Linked DNA regions of Mus musculus: region 2 is linked to region 1. Evidence: chromatin contacts called from ENCODE POLR2A ChIA-PET data. All regions are on one chromosome and are shown on one strand. The core of a region is the stretch at or near the end of the contact, and the rest is flanking DNA. Distances in the headings are between cores, read along the strand shown.

Region 1 (5,936 bases), core at 991-3,490:
AGAAACCCTGTCTCGGAAAACCAAAACAAACAAACAAACAACAACAACAAAAAACCCACCTCAGCACTTGGAAGGCAAGGAGATAGGATCTCCTGAATTGGAGGCCAGACTCTACAGAGCAAGTTTCAGGATAGCCAGGGCTACACAGAGAAACTTTAGCTCAAAAGAAACAAAAACAAACCCAAAGTCAGTACAGTGGCTTTCAATGCCCTACATGAGCCCTCTTTGCTTCTCACCTCTTCTGTCTCTTATCTTAGTGGCTTTCTCATCCTCTGCCAGTCACACTGGCTTCCTTCTTCTTCCTCTAAAATGTTTCAACAGTCCTGGTTTAGGGACTCAGCACTTGGTGTTCTTTTGCCAGCTCTTCTTCCCTCCCCTCATATGTGCTTGGTTGCTTTTTTCTCAATCTCTTTTTAAAAACTGGATCACACCATTATTCATATACACAGTCTTTCTCCTTTAATCTTACTCCATACCTCTTTATGACTCCTTACTCCCTGACACATGCTTGTGGTTTGGTCCTGATACCAAATCAAGGCGGAGTAATTTTTGTCTGCTTTGCCATCATTTCCCTAATCCTAAAACAGTTCTTGGCACAGAGATATTAATTTTAAATGATGAAACAGGCTCCTTGCCTCAAAAACCTTTCCGTTGAGTTGGCATAATTAAAATGAAGTTCCTGTGTTCAATAGGAATACATGAACGTCCAATCTTCTCAAAAGATTCACACAGGCAGATGAGAATGTAATGGTTAATTTTTTAAAAAGATTTTCTTTATTATTATATCTAAGTACACTGTAGCTGTCTTCAGACACACCAGAGAGGGCGTCAGATCTTATTAAGGATGATTGTGAGCCACCATGTGGTTGCTGGGATTTTAACTCAGGACCTTTGGAAGAGCAGTCAGTGCTCCTACGTGCTGAGCCATCTCTCCAGCCCATAATGGTTAATTTGAGGCTGTGCTAATAAACACAATACTCAAGACTCTTGTAAACTGTAACGCACAGGGCAGTGGTGGTGCACGTCTTTAATCCCAGCACTTGGGAGGCAGAGGCAGGTGGATTTCTGAGTTCGAGGCCAGCCTGGTCTACAGAGTGAGTTCCAGGACGGCCAGGGCTACACAGAAAAACCTTGTCTCGAAAAAACAAAAACAAACCTATAACGCATTACGAAATTGTGATGTTACTACCTAGCAAAGAAGCCACACCTTGTCAATTACTCTTTCCTCGCTTCGAAGACTTTTCAGAGAAATTTTCGTTTAACTTTTATTCCCTCTTTCTAGAATGCAGTCGGTCGGCTGGCTGTGAACGGTGTCATCGCAGTCGGGCGTGTAGCATAGGTTAGTCAAGGAGTGCCTAGAGAACAGCTAACAGGGCCTGACGCATGCGCGTCTTCCCCCACTCCGCAAGACGTGCCAGCCATTTTGTCGCGTGTAGGTCCCCGATGGCGGGGTGGCAGGGAACGCAGCTGCAGCTGTCAAAAACAGTAGCCACAGAACGGTGGGCATTTCCCATCCTAGTGTGAATTAAAGGCTCCCAGGGAGCAACCCCGCCATGAAGCCAAAAGCAGGGCCGAGCACTGAACTGGGGTCTAGTAACGTCCTAGGCTCCGGAGCGCCTCAATCCTGCCTCCCCAGGTTTTCCTCCCAACCCGCTAGGCGCAGACCTAACGCGCAGGCGCACAGAGAGACGCAGCGCCTCCTCCGCCTTCAGGTCCCGACGCGCTTCTCCGACCCCCTTCCCTGATTGGTCGAATCGCAGCGCCATCACGCCCCCTCGGCCCCCGTGCTCAAGATTGAGGAGGAAGCGGAGGGGCGGGGCTTCCGTGCGCGTGCGCATTTCTTCTGCTGGTCTATTGCTGCTATTGCGTTGCAAAAAAAAAAAAAAAAAAGAAAAAAGAAAAAAAAAAAAAAGAAAAGAAAAAAAAAAAAAGAAAGAAAATTTTCTGCCTAGGTAGCTTTGGGCCTTTCCTGTGGTAGAAAATCTAAAGGCAAAGCTCTCTGCAGCCGAAGGGACGGCGGAGTAGCGTTTCGTCTTCGGTACCAAGGCCGCCCTGGGCTCACCGGAATTTGGCCAACGGGATGAGGGAAGGGCCTTAAGAGTTGAGGAGCGTAGAGGCTAAAAGCCTTAGTTGTCGGCGCCGTCGCAGGTTCTGTCTCCTCCGTAGTCGTCTCCCGACTCCCGGTTTAAACACCACCCCCGAGCCATACTGACAGTCCTCCGCGGCCGCGGCCCCTCCTCGCAGCGTGTGGGAGCCGCCAGCGCGCCCAGCAGCTAGCCCTCCTGCCGCCAGAGGAGCCTAGCGCGTGCAGCGTCCCCACCCCCTGGCCGCCCTCCCCTCCTGCTGCTTTCACGCACTCGCACTGATTGTTTTGCCCGCTCCCGCCGCCGCCGCCGCCGCCGCCGCCAGAGGACCAGAGGCGCTTGTGCAAACCGGGGAAGATGGCGGCCGGCGGCGGCGGAGGCAGCAGTAAGGCCTCCTCCTCGTCGGCCTCGTCCGCAGGGGCCCTGGAGTCTTCGTTGGATCGAAAATTCCAGTCGGTGACCAACACCATGGAATCCATTCAAGGCTTGTCGTCCTGGTGTATAGAAAACAAGAAACACCACAGTACAATCGTCTACCATTGGATGAAGTGGCTCCGGAGATGTGAGTGTGGGGGCGACTAGGAAGGGGGAGGCTGGAGAGATGGAGAAAATGCGGCCCCCAAAACACTCTGGGGTTTGCCCACCGAGCTGCTGCATTCAGTTGGGGTTCACATTAAAGATCGGGCGCGAGTGTTCCCTAGCCCAGACTCCATCCTAGGCACGGTTGCCCTGCTCTGCAGGGGGCTCATTGCTTGGAATTTTTCAGCCTCACATTTGGCGTGACCTTGGGCCGTTGGGCCTAGACCCGTAGAGATTTTCGCGTTTCCTTCCGAGCCCTGGAAGGTGTGTTGTTGATTATCCTGAACCTTCACGGAAATGGTCGCGTCCGTTTATTTCTTACAGGCCTTGACGTGTTAATGATCTCTGGGTTTCCTGTTGGCTAGTCAAGCCATGGTTTAAGCTGTCCACTTCCCTGAAATATGTTAGACCAGGCAGTGTTTTCCGCCGACGTGAAACTTGGGATATGTCTAGAAAGGGGCCTTCTCTTGATGACTGTGGGTGAAACTTGGCGTGTGTTTTAAGGAGGCTTTCCCTGGATGAATGTGAAGCAATAGGAACTCTACAGAGCTGTGAGGCGACCACCTGTTTTCCTTTTACCTGTGTTTGCAACACTAAAATACAGACCACGGGATACTGACGAGACACAACTGCGAGACTGTAATCATCATTGGTACCGAAGTATAAAATATATCCGGCCACTTTTTAATCTCCTGAAGCACACTTTACAGAATTGAGTTTGTTTGCATAGGCAATCAAAATGGGAAATGTGAATTTTAAAATATATTTATCTGTTTTAGATATAACCCCCATCTCAAGTATACTTTTTTTTTTCAACCTGTGTGGTTCTCCCCACAACACTGCTTTAATACAGAAAAGAGGTCTTCTAAAATATGAATTGTTAAACTGGGCGTGGTGGCCCATGTCGTTTCAGAGGCTGAGGCAGGAGGATTGCTGAAAGTTTGAGGCCAGCTTGTTCTACCCAGTAAATTTTAAGCAATTATAACCCCAACTCCATACATATTTATTCAAGTTGTTTGCTTCCTATCTATATAGCCTCTTGCCAGTGGTACTCAGTTAACAGTTTTCTTATTCCATGTCTGTCTTCGCTTCTATAATATTTTTTGAGTTTACTTGTTAGTGAACAAGTGGATAAAACTTCAAAATTATAGGCCCCAAATTTAAAATCTTTTGTATTTAAGACAGTTGTTCTGTGGTTCTTTGAAATATACTGTTGAGAAGGATATTCGAGAGAAAGGACAGGATTAGCTAGTCTTTTTTATTATTATTATTATTATCATTTTGGTCTTTTGAGACAGGGTTTCTCTGTATAGCCCTGGCTGTCCTGGAACTCACTCTGTAGACCAGGCTGGCCTCGAACTCAGAAATCCACCTGCCTCTGCCTCCCGAGTGCTGGGATCAAAGGCGTGCGCCACCACACCCGGCTTAGTCTTTATTTATTATTGTCAGATTTTTTGTTTGTTTGTTTACTTCTTGCCAAGAGGTTAAACTAGAATCTGCAATATCTGTCACCTTCAAAGACTCACATATTATGTATCTGCCACATGCCAGCCATTTCCTTAGTCCTTCTAATATACTTTATAGTCTGTTGAATTGCATATGAGGAACCTAGGGCTCAGAAATGTCAGGTTGCGAAAGGTTACTCAGTAAAGCGATGTGGTTAAGGTTGGGCTCTGTTGTTAGCTTTGTGAGATGGTGCTTGGTGTATTGAGTGTATCAGTGTAGTAAGCAGTGCTGATGTGGGGACATCTTCCACCGTTTTAAATCATTTTACCAAACTATGAAGCATTTTTACATTCCTTACTGTTGGTCTCCAGTGTTTTAACCCTGTGGTTATATATTTTCAAGAATAAGTTGGCCCCTATCTCTGCGTTGTGGGATCACAAGTGACAATTACACTTTTTTTTTTCTAGTCAGGCATAATGAGAAATGCTAGGACCAGAATTTTCCCTGTCTTTGTTGTTGTTTGTGTCTGAGTTTATTTCCTTTGTTGGTACTAAGAGTAGGAGGGTAATTTTTTTATCTGAAAAGTGGATTCTACATAATTTAAATGAAGTGAAATGTATTTGACTTTTTAAAGCCTGCTATCAGTTTCATAGTGGAGTGAAACTTAAACTTTCTAAAATGGCTAAGAATAATTTGTGGACATTTGTGTTTACAGGTGATAAATATCTACCTCAGGAATAAAGCCAGAGTGGTGAAGGCTAGGATGCAAATGGCTGTTGTATTAGGCCAGTATTTTCACCTAATGTTTAGACCTTCACAGAGTTGCTAAGTTTGCTCAAGCATTCCCAGTCTTTCTGTCCATTTCCCTGAGGCTACTCTTGCTTCTTCCTTTTCCTATGACATCCATTATTTAGTCATTTAGGTCTTGGTTAAATGTAAGTGACTGTACTAGAGATATCAGGAGATGTTTTCTTTTTTGTTTGTTTGTTTGGAGACAGGGTTTCTCTGTATAGTTCTGGCTGTCCTGGAACTCACTCTGTAAACCAGGCTGGCCTCGAACTCAGAACTCAGAAATTCGCCTGCCTCTGCCTCCCAAGTGCTGGGATGAAAGGCATGCACCACCACTCCTGGCAGGAGATGTTTTCTTTCTGTTATTTTGTGGTATATCTAATTCTGTGCAAACACCACCATTGAGCTACACCACCAGAGGGGTTTTCGTTGAATTATGGTGTGTAATACTAGTAACGGGCTTTTTATTCATTGTAAAGGAAAGCCTTTAATGAGCAAGCATGCTTCCTGAAGATGCATTCCATAGGCAGGCTCCGCTGGTTTCATCTAGGCATGTCTGTAACAGTCATTAGCTTCTGTCAGTCTGGGTTACCCTGACTGGTTTGGTATTTAGTATGTAGCCCACATTAGGCTTCAGCCCAAGCATCTTCCTCTCAGCCTTCCTGTTGCTCGCCTTGTAGCTATTCACTGCTTATTCGGCAGCCATGATTTTCTCAAGTGGTCTTTCTATGGTATGAACAGATATTATGCCTCTACTATCTATCTATGTATCCATCCATCCATCCATCCATTTAGAGACAGGGTCCCTCTGTAGTCCTGGCTTTCCTTGAACTTGTTATATAGACCAGGCTGGTGAATTAAAAGAGATGAGACTATTTCTGCCTTCCGAGTGCTGGGTTAAAGATACCGGCTGCCATGCCCAGCTCATGCTTCTACTTTCTAACCTTTCAGTGATCTCCTGTTGTAGTAGGGTTAGGTTATACCTTTTTGTACTGTGGTCTCTTCAAGAGCCTGTCTTACCTGTACTGCCTGCTTCTC
Region 2 (5,936 bases), core at 2,065-4,564, 160 kb after region 1:
AGGGGAACTGGGAGCATAACACGCCAACAGTAAAGGAAGTAAAGGCTACACCTAGAGACCAATACAGAAATTCAAAACAAAGCTTGGCAATCCTTAGTAGACAAGAAATACATATTTGTTTTATTGACACCAGGTATAAACTTGTGTTAAACAAGTAAACCCAGTGAATAGCACCATGGTTAAGACTCTAGCCTGCTTTACCATTTACAATTTTGTAAGTCAACAGGGGATCAAATGTCTTACATCTATCTACCTGTGATCTTTAAATACAAAAAAAAAAGATTGGATAATTAACCCTGCATAGTTATAAATCTATAACCAGTCCACACACACAACAGGCTCTGCATATACACTAGAACGGATGACAAAGTCTTAAAAAGCTGTAAGAAATACATTTCTAACTAGAGAAGCTGCAAATTTCAAAAGGGTATGGAAAAAAACTAAATCCAAGACTTCCCTCTTATGTTCAAAGAAATAGACTTTCTGTAAAAATATATACAATTTTTACAGACAAATACATTTCATAAATTTTCTTAAAAATCGAGGCTGTTCAGTTTTGTAACTAATTAGTGAACCTTAAGTCAAGTACTTTTTGGCCATCACTAGGCTAATAAACTTAAGAATCATCCAAACCAAGCCAAAGTAGACAGGGCTAAAAGTCCTGAGCACTTGGGACTTTGTCAAGCACACCCTGGACTGCTCAGAGGCCTCCCTTCACATTCCTGTACAGCACTGCAGCTTCTAGTCATCGTTTGGTGACTTGTAGGTTACAAATCCATTTTACACAAGTCACCAACGTTGTTAATTAGGGCTTCTCTCTCAACACTCTGAGCAGAGTAATGGATATTTATTGAGCTTTGTGACTAGCCTGATGACTGGCCCCTCTTCCATCTCTAGATAGGAAATCAAACCTTTCCATCCACCCCTTTCATTCATTCTAGAAGTCCTTCTCCATGGCCTCTCAGTGTTTGCTGAGAGGGAACTTTGCTTCATTCAGACAGTGACTCTTCCAGGGGGAGCACTTTTCCCATGTATTTATTCTTGTTAGCCACAATCCTGTAGCCACTTTCTTTTTGCTATGTTGCTACAGTAGAACTGGACTGTTAAAATCCTGGGCAGCTTCAAGTCCACCTTCATAAATACACATGTTTTCACAGATGCATGTAGTTTGGTGGCTGGAGCTTTAAGAGTCCCCTATTGCACTCACAAGGCTATCTTATTAGATATGCCAGACCAGCCCCTACTCCAGCAACACCCGCAAAAGCCAGCAGCACATTTCTGATGCCGCCTTCTAGGTCCTGTACGTGGAAGAACTCCACAAACCCATCCTAGAAAACAAAAAAGAAAAGCACATTTTCAAGTATGGGTTTCTGCTGTTGTAACACTACATACAGAGAAACGGTGAATTAAAATATCCCCCAAACAATGGTGAACCAATTACCTACTTCTGGGATGCAAGAGACACTTCTGGAGTTCTTTCCAGTGAGTAACCACACAACAGTTACCTTACAGCAGTTGTATTGCACCTCAATTATTTTTGCACAGACTGAGCAGGGCCCATAACCAACCACTCTTTGGATCCATCCCCATGTAGTATTTCTCCCATGGGTATTTCCTAATGAGAATGAGTGCACCTTACACCAGAGCTGGTGTATTTGGGTATTAACTTCTAAAATGCAGGCTCTACCCCTTATCCATTTGATTAAAATGAGGGGGATGTAATTTAGTCATCACAGGTGACTCTTACTTCTTCACGGTTTGAATCCACTGCTCTGAAGATTATCCAACTGAATTAGAAGTACAACCTACAGAATACAAGACCTTTTGGTACAATTCAAGACCGTCATAATGAGTTTTTCTCTGGACCTACCACCTACAACGACCAACATCATGCAACAAGAGATACATAAATTAAATCTGAAACCGGAGAGAAACTTTGTAAAAACCCTCTAGGTGCCTTCTCCTTCACAAAATCCTGCACCCCATTTCCACTCCACGGTCCCTTTATATCACAAGACGAACTTACCCAGCCTCTTTGTTTGACAAGCCAGTCCCGTTTCGTCCTTACAAGAACATCTGTGATAGTTTCTGCTAATGGTTCGATGAAGCTTTCTTGGTTTACGCTCTTTAAGTGTTTGGCCACAAAGGCACCGAAAGAAATAAGAGTCACAATCCTGCCCCAGTTTGTTACGCCATCTTTGAAAACATGGACCATTACTCGAGAAAAAGATTTAACATCGCCTTCGTTTTTAATGTCCAGTTTCCGGAGCATGCCTGAGAAGAAAAGCAAGAAACCTCATGGCCTCCTTTGTCTGCAGCGGGGCACTACCCTTCTGCCCACCCACGACGAGGGGACCGTGCTCTCCCGGCTCTAGAGCAGTCAGGCAGACCCCACGCCGACAGTGACATCCCACCCTTTCCGGTCTTTGAACCCAACAGCCAGATGGGCGGAAACAATGACTCACAGCCAGAAAATTCTGGTTGCAGAGCCAGGCTCCGGCTCTTCCCTCTTCCCGCACGGCCCGGCCCGGCCCGGGCGCCGCTTACCCTGGAAGGCCGTCTCGTGGTTGCGCTGCACGCCGTCGCCCACGCGCCGCAGGGTCTCCAGCGCTCTCCGGCCCGCCGCGCCCGCCTCGCCCAGAGGCTTCGAGTCCTTGGAGCCGGTCGCCTGCTCCCGCAAGTAGCGCGAGATGATCTCCAGCGACTGGCGGTATAGGTCGTCCTCTTCCTCCTCGGGCGGCGGCGGCGTGGAGGGCAGAGAGCCGTCGGCCCCGGAGCTCTTGGCCGCCTCGCTCACGCGCTCCAGGAGGGGCAGCACGGCCGGGCGCTTGCCGATGGCCTCCGGCTCGCAGCCGTCCAGTTCCTCCTCCGGAGACACGATGGCGGCGGCGGCCGACGCGGCCATCTCCTCGGGCGGCACGGCGAGGAGGCCGGGCGACTTATGCAGCCGCCTTTCGGCCGACGCGGTGACGTCGGGGTCCTCGGCGCCCACGGGCGGCGGCCGGGCGACCACCCGCGCGCCGGGCAGCAGGGCGGCCTCCCCTCCCCCCTCGCGCCGCGCCTTGGCCTCCTCGGCCACCAGGCGCGCCCCTGCCGGAGAACCGCCGCCCGCGCCGAGGCTGGCGCCGCCGCAGTACAGGTTCAAGCCGATGACCGCGTTTCTCCGCAGGCCAAACATGGTCGGACGCCGCAGGCTGAGGGGAAGGAGCGGGGAAGGCCGCGACTCCAGACCGGAGGCAGGCGGAAGTCAGGAGTGAGGAAGGCCGTTCCCTGCCGCCGCCTTAGGGCCGTGCTGACGCAGGCGAGGACTTCCCGTAAAAGGGGAAAGGGGCGGGCGTTTCCGGAGGGCTGGCCCGGCCACTCCGCGCCTCTTCCGGCCGGAGCGCTCTCGCGGCTTCCGCGGCTACGGTTGGCGGAGCGCGGTACCTGGCCTTGGCTCGCGGACGGATTGTGCTTTTTTGTCCGGTACAACTCTCAGCCCGGCTGGCCAAGTGCTTGGCTTCCCGGGGAATGGTTCCTGCTCGGGAACGCCTGCTGATCTGTGTCGGTTTTTGAATTTCAAGCTGCCCTGGAACTCTGCATAGCCCAGGCTGGTCCTAACGTTAGGCAGTCCTGCCTTAGCCTTTCTCGTTGCACTACCTGCTGTGTTTTTATAACATACCAGTCTTAAACACTTTTTTGTTTGTGTGTATTTGTGGTTGTGTGCCTGCCTCCAGGTGGGTGCTGGGAGTTAAACCCTGGAAGAGCAAACCAGGGAGGGCATCTCCAGTCTCATACACAAAGGAATATTAACCATTGATTTGCTTAAAAGTTAGGGGGAGTCCTGCTCTGTCATTTTTCTACTGTGAGCCCTCACTCCCTGTGTTCCAAAATGACTTTCCGTTCCGGTTTTTTTTGTTTTTTGTTTTTTGTTTTTGTTTTTTTGTTTTTCGAGACAGGGTTTCTCTGTGTAGCCCTGGCTGCACTGGAACTCACTCTGTAGATCAGGCTGGCCTCAAACTCAGAAATCCTCCTGCCTCTGCCTCCCGAGTGCTGGAATTAAAGGCGTGCCCCACACTGCCTGGCCAAAATGACTTTTCATGGACAGCTATTAAGGGGTTATTTATGTGGAGCCTGTGAAAGATTCAACTGGTGAAAGGCTCCTGAAACCCAGCCCTAAAGACCTGAGTTCAATACACAGAACCCACCTAACAATGAAGGAGTGAGACCACTTTCCAGAGTTGACCTCTGGCTGCCAGAAGAGCCTAGCTCCCTACCCTATCCCCAAACAGTAAAAGTCTAAAATATGAGCCATTTATGGTGGCTAGGCCTATAGCTCAATTGGCAGAAGAGCTTGCCCAGGCCTGGGGAGGCAGAGGCAAGAGACTCAATTTAAAACTCATTTTTGGCTACATGATGAGCCTGCTGTCTAAAATGAACAAAGGATGGTTACGGGAGTAACTCAGTTGGTAGAGAATTTGCCTACCCTTGTAGAAGTCCTGGGTTGATCCCCAGCACCATATAAAACGGTGAAGATCTTTGGTGGACTGGTTAGACTTAATATCAACTTGACACAAGCTGGAATTCCATGGACTGGCGGTCCTGGGTTCTGTAAGAAAACAGGCTGAGCAAGCCATGGGAAACAAGCCAGTTAGCAGCTCCTGCCCATGGCCTCTGCCTCTAGGTTCCTGCCCCGTTTGAGTTCCTGTCCTGATGTCCTTCAGTGATGAACAGTAATGTGGAAGCAAGCTAAGCCCAATGAACCCTTTTCTCCCAAGCTGCTTTTGGTTGTGGTGCTTTGCCATAGCAACAGAGACCCAAACTAAGACACTTGGTCTACATAGGAAGCGCCCATCAGCCAGGGTTAAAAGGTTGAGACCCTGTCTCAAACCAGATAGATAGATAGATAGATAGATAGATAGATAAGTAAGTGGCAAGCTGGAAATGTGGCTTACTTGGAGAATGCTTGCCTAACATAAAACCTTGGGTTTAAAACCCTGTAAATTGGCTGCATACCTTCAGTTCCAGAACTTGGGAGGCTCAAAACAAAAGACATGGGGAGATAGATGATGGTCCAGCAAGTAAAGACAATTGCTGCCAAACCCTGGAACCCATGTGCTGGAAGGGAAAGAAACGGGCTCCTAACCACTGTTCCTGACATCCACATATGCATTAAATCTATACATTTTTGTTTCAGTTTTTAGAGACAGGGTTACTCTGTGTAGCCCCAGCTGCTCTGGAACTTGTTCTGTAGACCAAGCTGGCCTTGAACTCACAGAGATCTGCCTGCTTCTGCCTCCCAAGTATTAGAATTAAAGGCATGCACCACCACTGCCTGATATAAATAGATAAACATTAAACTACAGTAAGTAAGGAGACAGGGAACCATATGATTATTTGTAGGAGAAGATCTAAAATCCTAGTTTATAGGATGTGGCAGGGAGTATGGAGAGAAGCATTTTGCAGTTGTAGTGACTAAAATATTTCTGTAAGGAACTTTTAATCCCAAAACAAGTAACCACAATCTGAGATGGGAGACATATATATATATATATATATATATATATATATATATATATATGAATGACATGTTGTAACCGAGCAGCAGAATTCATTTGTGTTTGATGACCTATAGGAAAGCTTTATGGAAGAGAAAGGTTTGCCCAGGTTGGTCCCCAATTGGAAGCCATCTTCCTGCCTCGGCCTGCTGCATTCTTACAGTCAGGACACCAGCTGCAGATTCAGCATGGACTTAAAAAAAATCACTTTAAATGATGTGCATGTGTGCAGATGCATCTGGAAGTCAGAGGCCTGTGAGGCAGCTAGCTTAGGTGCTGGAAACTGAACTTGGGTTCTCTGGAAGAGCAGCCTGCTAGCTTGACCCCTGAACCATCTGGCCACCCCTTTTAATGCTTTGAGAGACAGGATCACATGTAGCCTTGGCTGGTCTTGAACTT

The links. ChIA-PET counts read pairs that join two places held with the same protein, here RNA polymerase II (POLR2A).
Region 2: POLR2A ChIA-PET joins it to region 1 with 67 read pairs in Patski. The contact joins the promoter of Mcl1 here to the promoter of Rprd2 in region 1. POLR2A ChIA-PET finds 5 or more read pairs at or near these places in 3 of 5 experiments (Patski and embryonic stem cell).

The regions. Positions count from the first base shown.
Region 1 is chr3:95,815,257-95,821,192 of GRCm38, reverse strand. It overlaps Rprd2 (regulation of nuclear pre-mRNA domain containing 2), which reads left to right and starts at 2,240. Exons shown (of 11, transcript NM_001368178.1): 1 at 2,240-2,646. The coding sequence starts at 2,442. Gm29948 (a long non-coding RNA gene) reads right to left here and starts at 2,313. Exons shown (of 2, transcript XR_375854.4): 1 at 2,063-2,313; 2 at 1-1,473.
Region 2 is chr3:95,656,099-95,662,034 of GRCm38, reverse strand. Mcl1 (myeloid cell leukemia sequence 1) reads right to left here and starts at 3,314. Exons shown (of 3, transcript NM_008562.3): 1 at 2,548-3,314; 2 at 2,027-2,274; 3 at 1-1,328. The coding sequence starts at 3,178. The coding sequence ends at 1,212.